Regions from separate parts of the Homo sapiens genome. Here region 1 is linked to region 2. Evidence: chromatin contacts called from ENCODE Hi-C data. All regions are on one chromosome and are shown on one strand. The core of a region is the stretch at or near the end of the contact, and the rest is flanking DNA. Distances in the headings are between cores, read along the strand shown.

Evidence for each region. A loop is a pair of places that touch in the nucleus more often than their neighbours do. Pooled maps may share reads with other maps.
Region 1: a loop to region 2 is called in a map of cardiac septum, with 8 times the contacts of the local background. The contact joins the enhancer-like site here to the promoter of HECW2 in region 2. A Hi-C loop is called at or near these places in 18 of 168 maps with a recorded cell type or tissue (Caco-2, IMR-90, MCF 10A and 10 more), 12 of 37 single-sample maps with no recorded cell type and 25 of 50 pooled maps.

Annotation. Positions count from the first base shown.
Region 1 is chr2:196,292,828-196,298,619 of GRCh38, forward strand. The region is part of intron 13 of HECW2 (HECT, C2 and WW domain containing E3 ubiquitin protein ligase 2); the gene reads right to left. Among named protein-coding and RNA genes, the nearest start is that of HECW2-AS1, 36 kb to the left of the region's middle. Within about 2 kb of position 1,429, at least 3 of the 41 ENCODE cell types and tissues checked have a DNase peak (open chromatin) inside an H3K27ac peak, as active enhancers do.
Region 2 is chr2:196,591,687-196,597,660 of GRCh38, forward strand. It overlaps HECW2 (HECT, C2 and WW domain containing E3 ubiquitin protein ligase 2), which reads right to left and starts at 1,868. Exons shown (of 29, transcript NM_001348768.2): 1 at 1,822-1,868. RefSeq lists silencers at 1,097-1,476, 1,557-1,826.

The DNA of each region.
Region 1 (5,792 bases), core at 179-2,678, 300 kb before region 2:
GCTAATCTTCCAATAAGTAATGAAATGCATATATAAGCTTTGACAGAACTCTAGACCCATGTATGGAAACAGCAGACAGAGCAAAATATCTTGAACAAAATGAAACATAAAGACTACAGAAGGTAAGGCAGTATCCACAGCTGGTGTCTAGTTCTCTTTTTTTAACTTTTATTTGTATTTGAAGTTCTGGGGTACATGTGCAAGAAGAGCACGTTTGTTAAATAGGTAAACGTGTGCCATGGTGGTTTGCTGTACCTATCAACCCATCACCCAGGTATTAAGCCCAGCACGCATTAGCTATTTTTCCCTAATTCTCTCCCTCCCCCAGTCCTACTCTGAAACAGGCCCCAGTGTGTGTTGTTCCCCTCTCTGTGTCCATGTGTTGTCATTTTTCAGCTCCCACTTATAAGTGAGAACATGTGGTGTTTGGTTTTCTGTTCCTGTGTTAGTTTGCTGAGGATAATGGCTTCCAGTTCCATCCACGTTCCTGCAAAGGACATTATCTCATTCCTTTTCGTGGCTGCATAGCATTCCATGGTATATATATGCTACATTTTCTTTATCCAGTCTATCATTGATGGATATTTGGGTTGATTCCATGTCTTTGCTATTGTGAATGATGCTGCAATGAACATATATGTGCAGGTATCTTTGTAATAGAATGATTTATATTCCTTTGGGTAAATACCTAGTAATGGGATTGCTGGGTCAAATGGTATTTCTGGTTCTAGATCTTTGAGGAATCTCCACACTGTTTTCCACAATGGTTGAACTAATTTACTAAAGAACAAACATGTTGTGGAGTCTCACTGCACATGGGCCATTAAATCCTGAAGCTGGTTTTAGGAAAGAAACACACAGTCAAAATTATACCACACTGGCGATGAATATGCCACCTTACAGAGAGCCCTGACATAGCCAGTTTCTCCCCCAGTATTGGACTAGGTTATTGGCTCTCTGAGTGAGTGCCAGATGACACAACTAGTATACACTTAAGGGCCAAGTTGCATGGAAAAATGCTTGCCATACATTTCTATACTAGAAGGACATGCAATGGAATGAGTTGCTCTCACTGACCATCACACTCAACTGAGATCACAATAGACTGAGGTTTTAGAATCTCACCCTTCATAGAGGCATATAAGCTTGGTGAATGGAATAGCAGGCTGAGGTGCCTGGGCTGTACATCTCATTCTTTTTTCTTTTTTTCTCTTTTTCCCTGTGTATATTTGGTTGGATGTATATGAATGAAATGCAAGTTTAAAAAAACTCCACTATACCACCACACAGAAAAGTGATTGTTTTGTCCAAAACCTTACAGTCTTCATTTCTATGATATTTAAAGAAGATTCCACAAACTGACTATGTCATGATTGTCCACATATGAGTCAGTCAATAAATATTTATTGCATAATACCATGCACAAAACAGCAGAAGAGGAATAACTGTATGGCAGCTGTTTCCTTGAATCATCAGAGGGAATATGATATTCATGAAACTGACCAGGCCGTGAATGATCATCCTGGAACTCTATTCTTCTCAGACTGATTCAAAGGGCTTTGGATTCGTTTTATCTTTAGTGTCTCAGGGACACTAGACTGAGTCTGGACCTCTTCCAGCTTTATGGGTTCTGTTATCTATTTTAGTCTAAATCGTATGGGTTCTGTTATCTATTTTAGTCTAAACTTTATGGGTTGTTATCTATTTTAGTCTAAGACAGCCCAAGGCAAACCCCAAGGACTCTAGAGTCTCTGGAAATGATTTCATTTTAATAAACATTTATTGTCTTTGCTGTACCCAGTACTGTGTTCGTTATTAGGGATCAAAGAAGAATGAGTGTGAAGACAGTCAACATTGCTCCAGTCTTTCTAGGATCCCTCAAGATGTGTCATGTCCAGGTCAAAGCATTTATTGCTGATGTGAGTCCCTCTAGAGCTTTCTTCCCTTTGACACAGCAAGTGGCAATGTTTGAACAGGGATGCTCCCCAGCCTGGCTCTCTGGGTCCCTGAGTGACCACAGGGACCCTGATAACCTGACTTGGAATGAGAAGTAATCCTTTGTTAGCTTAAGCCACTGAGATTTGTTGGTCATTATTATTGAAGTATAACCTAAATTATTCTGATTGATTTACCGTCATTAAATACTTGTTCCCTATCAAAACAAATTAAAGGAAAGAAGAAAGGAAGGGAGGAGGAAGGGAAGAAGAAAGAAGACCACAATGAACCATCCTTGAACCTTAATTCCTCAGTACACTTGAGTATAAAATACTTTTGAGTCATATTTCAACCGACAGGCTAAATAAGAGGAGGTTTTGATGGCTGTGAGCAGTTGTGTGGTTCAGAGCAGAGAGTACTGTCAATGCAGGCAGGCCTATGCATGGGCTCTGGGCAATTAGAGAGCATGAGAGGATAGGAAAGTGATACCATGAAAGCAGAGAAGGAAATAACAGAAGTTGGGCAGTGTCAGAAAAAACCTAACTTCAGCTAAGTAACAGTTTTGGCTCTATTGGCTGACTCTGCTTTGAGTTTTAAATACAATCAGCAAGGCAACTGTTTTCTGCATTTGGCTCAGTGTTGCTGATATATTTTCACATAAGTCATTGCAAGTTAGAGTCCTGAGACCACACTAGTTTGTGTAGGGATCATAATGAGCTTTCAGGTCTTACTACCTAAGAGTAAAACAAATATTAAGTCTCTTCAGGGACAAATTATTTGGGGGATAATTCTGTCGGATAAATCATTACATTACCCATTGTTCTAAATAGGTATACCTCTTTATCGCCTTCACTGCTCCCTCTTCTCACTAAAATAACTAAATAGGCCACATTCTGATTTCTTATCTAGAGCACCAGAAATGCTCCTCACTTTGTTAAAAAAGAACTTCATTAGGGCAAGAAGCAGTGGCAATTAAGTTAAGAAACTCATCCCAGCCTCAGACCTGAAGTAATTCCCTGGGGCTGAATAGCTCTTTAAGCACAGAAATCTTAAGGCTGGTCTTATAATTAATTATGTCATTTCATCTTCCTCCTCTCCACTCAATGAAACATGTAGTATGGTGCCAAACACATCTGATCTTGCAAAGAGCATCTACCAAAGTAATTCAATGCAGGAGATTTCTCTCAGTAACTAGTAAACAATCTTTAGATCCACAGCCTTTTCAAGTCTGAATAGTAAGTACATGACTGTTAGGGTCTATACAAAACTCTTAAGCCAAACAGGAACATACTTCTAGACTGCTATGTTTCTATAAAAAAAACTATGTTTGAATAACTTCATATGTTTATGCAAAAACTGTGTGTGTATAGATATGTATATATAGTTTATGTGTGTGTATATATATATGTAATTTATATATCTATAGTTTGGGAAGGATATTTATACTCCACTTCATATAGAACTACAGTGCAGATTCTAGTCTCAGCTCTGTCACTCATAGAGACAAAGAAAACTACTTAATCTCTGTCTCAATTTGCTTAACTGTAATATGGGATAATAATAACTCCCTTGCTTTCTCCATAGGCACGTGAGATTCAAATCCAGTGGGACAAAGGATGGTAAAGTAATTTGAAAAGGTCAAAATCACTTTAAGAATACAGGCTATAAGTAAGTAAAAATATATAGGGGATTACATCTATCATACCTGTGTTATAACAGATAAAGAAAGTGGCAAAATTGTTCACCACTTTTAGTCTTTGAAGATCCTGGCCCAGCATCCCACATTCTATAAACTGAACAAGGGTCTCCTAAGCTTCATTAATTATGTGCTAAGCCATGTGCTAAGCCCTGTGCTAAACCCTGAGGATACAGAGATGAGCAAGGCCTGATCATTCAAAAGGATGAAGAAGGAGAATTATAGGGGGAGGTGGAAGGAAGAGATTCACCAGAGGCAGAAAGAGTTGGAAAAACAAAGGCCACGACAGTCGTGAAAATACTGAAACACACGGACAGAATGAACAGAGGTAAGAATGGGAGCAGTCCAAAGAGCCAAAAACACTAAACAGATAGGATTAGGTTGACAGAGTTTAGTCTTCATGAAGCTGATATTAACAAAGCTGTGGGTTAAGAGAAAATATTTTCCTTTGTTCTCCTGGGGTTTAGTGGTTCTAACTAGGTAAGGATCCTTTTCTATGTTTGTTTGTTTGCTTGCTTATCTTACAGAAAAAGATGCAGTAAATGAATCTGATATTTTACTTGAAACAAAAGTAGGTTAGAGGAGAGCCCATGATACCTATTTCATAACATAGTCTCATGATAATGAACAGAATTCACCTGGGAAGCCACTGCACGTGGACTCGAGTAGTTAAGAGGAATTGGTAATTGTTAATAGTAGACAAAGCCCCTTTAAATGATCTCTAAAGGAAACAACACTTTGTTTTCCTTTGACATAATTTAACTATTCTTTTTAGTTATTCCTTCTCAATTCCAAAAATCCCTGTTCCAACTTCCCTCCTGGTTGTTTCTCATCGTCCTAGCAAGAAATAAGCACTTGATGGTTGAGTGAATGATCAACTGAATTTCTTGAGTGGAGTTTTGTTAAATAACACTCCTTAGAACTTAAATGTGTTTTTGTTTGGTTACATGTTTGTTTGAGGTTGTAGAAGTAAATGTCATTGCCATTTGGCAGCAGAATAAGAAAATTACATGCAAATACTTAGTTCTTGTCAACCACAATGGAAATAATAATCAATCCCCTCTCCTTTTTTTGCAGGTTTTCCTTAGTGTTATGATGACCAAATGTCCTAGATTACCTGGCCCAGTCCTAATTTCACCTAATTCTGTTGTTTTCAAAACATAGTTAAGTACATTACTGATAAATAAAGTCTTTCTTTCATATTTCAGAAAGCCTTCATCAAGAATAGGCATTCTGAATTCAGGTTTGGAAAAGCACGTCACCAAATCTATAGCAAACATCTCTCATATTCACAAGGGAGCAGATTTGAGCACTTGTATACATTATTCACTAAACAAAATTTAATATATACAAAATCAAGAAATGTTTGCATAATATGTATGCAGAGATATCAAAACAGTCCTGTTTTATACAGTCTGTCTTCATAATATTTTTAATTTTACAGGATTTACATTGTTCTCATCTAGCTAGAGTAAAATGGAAGGGAATTTTCACATTAACAAAACTATCTACAAATGATCAATTCATCTATTTTGCAATAGCAGGAATTCCCAAGTTTTAAGAATATACGTATGGATTTTGGAACAGTATTTTTCTTCATTAAGTACTAAGAAACTTAAACGCTAGAATTAATGTATTTTTAGAGCTCATTAAAAGCCACAGTAGTAATTATTTGGCACGTATGTTGGAAAATTATTCAGTTGAATATAATGAAATATATTTATGTATGACATTAATTAGACAAATATAGGCACATCAGCTATAAAAGACATGGCACTAATAACTAAATCTTGAATTAACAAGAGAAATCGTTTGTCAGGACAATTTTGAAAGAAATCTGATCACAACCATTAGAGGGCAGTAGAATAATTCCTAAAGCAACCACAATGCAAAAAAAGAAAGAAAAAACCCACAAAATTTTCTTTCTCAAGTTTTACTTTAGTGTTATGACAACCATATATCTATTTAACACTTTTCTTTCCAGTAAGGATTACTAGGTATTACAACTACACGTAATCTATTTTTCTTTTTTTTTACATTTATTATTTTTTTCTTATACTTTAAGTTCTCGGGTACATGTGCACAACGTGCAGGTTTGTTACATATGTATACATGTGCCATGTTGGTGTGCTGCACCCATTAACTCGTCATTTACATTAGG
Region 2 (5,974 bases), core at 618-3,117:
CAATGACCCTTTATGCCTGGCTTCTCTAGTCTGCTAGGGATGCCATCTGTCTCCCACGCTATATAAACAATCCCCGCAGGAATCTTCTGATGACCAAACAGATTAGCAAACTCCAGATTTTCACGCCATTAATAATATCCCCATCCAGATTAGGCCTTTTATTTTAATAACTCCAAAGATAAAGTCAATAACTGATCTTTCTTTCTTTGTAGATAATGTGTGTGTCATTTTAAAGATAACCTCTTGGAACATACAGCCATCTGTTGGGAAGAGAAAGAAAAAAAGCTCTCTCAAAGCAACAGAAGAAATGAACCCTCGAGGGAATAGGAGAAATAGTAAAAAGAAAATCATATTTATAAGACAAACACATGGAGAGCTCTACTAATTACACTAAAATATTCTTCTTCTAAATGACAAACTATAGAACACTACTCCAGAAAAGACAAGTTTCACACTTTCACAAAGGTATATATATACGAAAACAGTTTGCGTGAGTCTAGGACAGTGAAAGCAGAAATCATAACCCAAAAGCTAAAGGCCCCCGAAGTTTGCATGCTGTCCACCTCTATCTGTAATGATCACAAATGTTTTCCTTCCTGAAGTTTAATATCGATTGAACCCTTGTAACTCTAATTGTGAGCTCTCTGTACTGACTCCAAAGACTTCTAACTCTAAAAGAAATGTGCCTGTAAAGATGTTCTCTAAATTAATAATAATAAACGACGAAAAGCACCCGAGCGCTGCTAATAGTGAAGACAAGGCATGAGAGAGTCAGACCTCTGCAGTCTCGCGTCCTCGGAAACGTCTACGTCTAAATCTGCAGCCCCAGTTTGCTCCAGGCCCCAAGCTCCAGCAGAGGATGTTCACGGCACATTCCCAACCAAAAAGGAAATGAAGCGTCCTCTCCCTCAACTGATGCTCAAATAGACCCCAAAGTCCCAGTTTCCCTGGAGAACCAAACCATCCAACACATCCTGGGCAGCGGAAACCGAAATGGCAAATGAATGACCGCGCCGGGGCGCAAGGGAGGAAAAACAAAGCCACCTCCCGCCGTCCGCTACCTGCGGCGAGGGCCGCGCGCTCACCTGGGCTTTGCGCCCGTCGCCACAAGCTGCGGGTGGGGACCCGGCCGCGGGGCGGGAGGGCGCCCCCAAAGTCGCCCGGACCCGCGGCCCCGGCGCCCTGCGGCCGGTCCGTGCGCGCCGAGGAGAAAGCAGGCGGCCGGGGGCGCCGCCGCGCGTTGCATGCAGCTCACGGCTGCTGCGGCCGCTGCCACGGAGCCGAGAGTCTCTGCGCTGCAGTCCCCGACCCCGAGACCGCGAGAAGCGCCCGGAGAGACGCGGCGCAGGGGCAGAGCGCGCTCGGCGCGCCCCTCAGCGGCTCTTCCCGCCGCCCTCCGCAGCGGGCTGGGTCTCGGCTCGCCTTTGTGCTGGCATCTTCCTAGCTCCCAGCGACACCCAGAGCTCTCGAGGCGGCTCCGCGCCGCCACCCACCCCCGGGTTACGCCACGGCCCCCGCGCGACCCGCCGATTGTGTCGAGTCAGCAGCGGCAGCGGGGACGCGCGAAGCCATGGCTCCCGCCCGCGCTCGGGAGGGCGCCGGGGGTCCTGCGCCTCCGGGAGGTTTGTGGCCGAGCGCGGCGCGGCCCCGAGCGGCCCCGCAGCGCCCGGCTCCCCGCCGCTCGCTCTCCAGGCGCCGACCCGCCTGCGTCGCCACCCTCTCGCCGCTCCCTGCCGCCACCTTCCTCCCGCCCGGGTGCCGGGCGTCCGCTCCAGCCGCGGTGCCCCGGTCCGCGGAGAGCGAAGAGTCCGGCCTCCTCACCTCCAGCCGCGCCGGCGCCCTTCCCGCTAGACGCTTCGGCGGCATCTGCCCGCACCGCCCTGCGGGACGCTGGGCTGGGAGCTGGCGGCACGTCGGGGACCGGTGGAAGGGAGGCGGGGGCAGAGGACAGGAGGGACAGCCAGACCTTGGCCAGCGGGACCTCCCTGAGGAAGGTGCGGAAGAACGGGGCGGGTGCGGCTGGGCGGAGGACGAGTCCCGAGGCTGCGGCGGAGCCTGAGTTGCTCTCCTTCTGCGAAGTCGAAGGACAGGAGGATTCCTAGAGGTGTCGCGGAGGGTGGAGGAGACCCTCTGAGGTCGTGCAGACAACACTGTTCCTCAACCCCACCAGAAAGCTGAATAGGGGAGTGTCATGCCTCGGTTTCCCCAACTGCAAGGGCAAGACGGTAATACTCATGTCGCACACACAGGGTGTGGTCACGATGAAAAAATGGATTATTGAAAGCGTTCCCAGATACTTTGCCTAAAGAGGGCACTAAAATTTAAAATTACTGTATTAATACTTTCGGCTTTCTGTTTACTTCTATAGCATCTTCATCAACCAGTCCCACGTAGGAGAAAAAGTAAAAATGCTAAAGTGTAAATATATTGTGTCCCTCCCCACCCACCCTTGCATCTGTCCAGATTTAGGGAAGATTTATTCAATTTTACAATTTAACTATATCCATATGGAGTAAGTCCCCAAATAATGGATAGCCATTCCTTTGGGACTTTTGAGTGTGTGCTCAATATTATCCATTTCTCCGCCTTTTCTGGTAACAGCAGTTCATTATTCCTATGGGAACTGCCCTTCCCCCTCACCCACAATGAGTCTTTGTGGCTCCAGGGTACTGACACCTCCCACCCTCAACCCCCAGAACTAGCCAGTCATCTTCCGGACCGCAGTGATCGGTTCTGGGTTGGGCATGTTGATCCAGGAACTCGGCCTAGGGCTTTGGATGTATTACTGCAGAAAAATAAGCTCTTTAAACTAGGATAACTAAATTGGAAGGATATAAGCCTACGGTAACAAGGACCAACAGTGCATGCCAATGAAGCCAACTTTGAGGGAAGAAAAGCTGCTGGTGAGAGGGTGATGTCCCACCCTCTCAGGAACCTCAGGAGGTAGATGTGTCTGCAGTGAACTCTACCCTTGAAGCCAATAAATCCTCTCTCTTTTATTTCAAGTCAGTGTCAGCTGTGTTTTGTCACATGTCTCAGAGGAGCCCTGACTTCTTAGTCCCCTGGATCTATCAGCCCAGGCATCACTGTTAGGATCCTCCACAGAATCAAAGAGCCCCACCCCACAAAAGGCCCAATTCCAGTTCTTGCTGGAAGAACAGGGATCCTAGAGGTTTGTTCCCACATGATGTTCTCCTTCACAACTTACTCAAATCCAGCAACCCCACACCTGCAATCCTTAGCTTCTTTGTGTTGATTAACCACTATGTTACATTCTAGTCAAAATGGGCCAGGTGCAGTGGCTCACACCTGTAATCATGCCTGAGGCAGGAGGATCTCTTGAAGCCAGGAGTTTAAGACCAATCTGGGCAACATAGTGAGACCCCACTAACACAGGAACAGAAAACCAAACACTGCGTTTTCTCACTCATAAGTGGGAGCTGAACAATGAGAACACATGAACACAGGGAGGAGAACATCACATCAGGGAGGAGGGGCCTATCGGGGGTTGTGGGGCTAGGGGAGGGATCTCATTAGGAGAAATACCTAATGTAGATGATGGGTTGATGGGTGCAGCAAACCACCATGGCACGTGTATACCTATGTAACAAACCTCCACGTTCTGCACATATATCCCAGAACTTAAAGTATAATACATTAAATAAAGAAAGAAATAAAAATAAAAATAGCCAGGCATGGTGGCCTGAACCTGTAATCGCAGTTACTCTGGAGGCTGAGGCAGGAAGATCAGTTGAGCCCAGGATTTCAAGACTGCAATGAGCTGTGATTGCACCACTGCACTCCAGCTTGAAGACAGAGCAAGACCCTGTCACCTTGTCAAAAAAGAAGAGGAAGAGGAAGAAGAAGGAGGAGGAGGAGGAAAAAGAAAGAAAGAAAAGAAAAACAGAAAAAGAAAGAAAAGAAAAGAGGAGGAAGGGAGGAAGGGAGGAAAGGAGGGAGAAAGAAGAACCCTAAAAATGAATAGAGGCAAAGTGAATCACTATTGCTGCCCTAGGTCTTAAAAAACATTTTTCTCTCACTTTAAAAGCAGCCCCTACTACCTTTAAAACTTTCTACATATCGACCATTAAAACCGAGACTAAGGCATCAAAGAACATTAATAGCAAAGTCATCCTAAAAATCTCAAACTTGCAAAGGTGTGTAAAGATTAGGTAGGTTCTTTCACACTGCACTCCCCGTTCGTCATCACCACCACTCTCCTTCACAAGATCTCTGACCGGGTCTCACTTATCCTCTCCTGGAGCCATTCCCTTAAAGAGAACTCAGTACTTTACAAGCTGGTCAATTCTGCATTGAAACTGGCCTGACATTAGGAAGTGATCCCTTATATTGAGTTGAAATATTTCTTCCACCTGAGAGTACTCCAAGCACTGAAGACAAACTTGTGAACCACTTGAATTGTCTCTTTTCCAAGATCTTTGCATGACCCATAAGTCATGCAGGACACATGGCAATGTGTCCTGACCCTTCATCATCCTAGGTTACTTCCTTTCTACAGATGTGCCAAGGTTTGTGACTGCTCCTTCTAAAGCATATGGCCAAAGCTAAACCCAAAGGCAGATTCCAAGAAACTTATACTCCAGCCCTCTTCCAACAACACAGAAGGAGCCTGAGAGACATGTTCATGTGGTCTTATATTTTTATAAAAGCTTCCAAAGTAAGATATTTTAATCTCAAGCGATTTGCAGTGGACTGAATGTTTGTGCTCCCCCAAATTCATGTGTTGAAATCCTAACCCCTAATGTGATGGTATTAGGAGGTGGGGCCTTTGGGAGGTGATGGAATAAATGCCCTTATAAAAGAAACCCAAGAGAGCTCTCTCACCCTCTTTCTGCCTCTTGAGGATACAAAGAAAAGATGGCAGTCTGCAACTGGAAGAGGGCCTTCCCACCCACATCACAACCACACTGGCACCCTGATCTCATTCTTCTGGCGTCCAGAACTGTGAAAAATAAATTTCTGTTGTTCATAAGCCACCCAGTCTAGGATGCTTTGTTATTGCAGCTTGAATTAAGACAAGACTGCTGTCCCTTTTCATTCTAACTTCCGTGTTGTCCTAATTCCCCTTGTTCCGAAAGAAGTGGAGTGATTGTGGACATTTGTGGGGATCTGGCTAAAGGGAAGTTGAATTGGTTAAGTGGAATACATTTATGTGGTCTGTGGGCATTAAAGTTGTGACAGTGATGTCTATTTTGACTGTGCAAAGACAGTCACTTGGGCCCTTCAGTGTTGTGACACAAAGGTAAAGGGATGGAAATTATACCACCAAGTATTAATAACTGCATACTTCAGCACCCAGCACAGAAGTATATGGGTAACGGGGTAAATGATGTTTGAAATGTATGTACGGATTCAGAACTAGAATATGGAAAACCCTCCCACATCTTATTGTTTATATGTGAAATAAATTTAATAGTGATTTTCCTAAATTTTGAAACAATCCTAAAAATATGTTACTTTCCCAATAATGCATTGTGGACTGAAAAGAAACTCCTCTAAACTATCAGTAATAAAAACAAATTTTAGTCAACTTTACTAGTGAAAACACTGGAATATCTATTAACTCTATAGAACATAATGTCACAAAATCATTTTCATATGAAGAATAAATCAAAGAGTATAAAGCCAAAATACGTAGGAAAGACATATCACAGAGGTATGTCAGGCAGTTAATTAATTTAAAGATCGTGGTATTTTTCTGTATTTGGTGATCTAATACTTGTAAGGTTGTTTTGTTGTTGTTGTTGTTGTTGCTGTTTGGTTTTTTTTTTTTGAGATGGAGTGTCACTGTCGCCTAGGCTGGGGTGCAGTGGCGCGGTCTTGGCTCACTGCAACCTCCGCCTCCCAGGTTCAAGCAGTTCTCCTGCCTTAGCCTCCAGAGTAGGTGGGATTACAGGAACCCACCATCACATCTGGCTAATTTCTGTATTTTTAGTAGAGACGGGGTTCAACC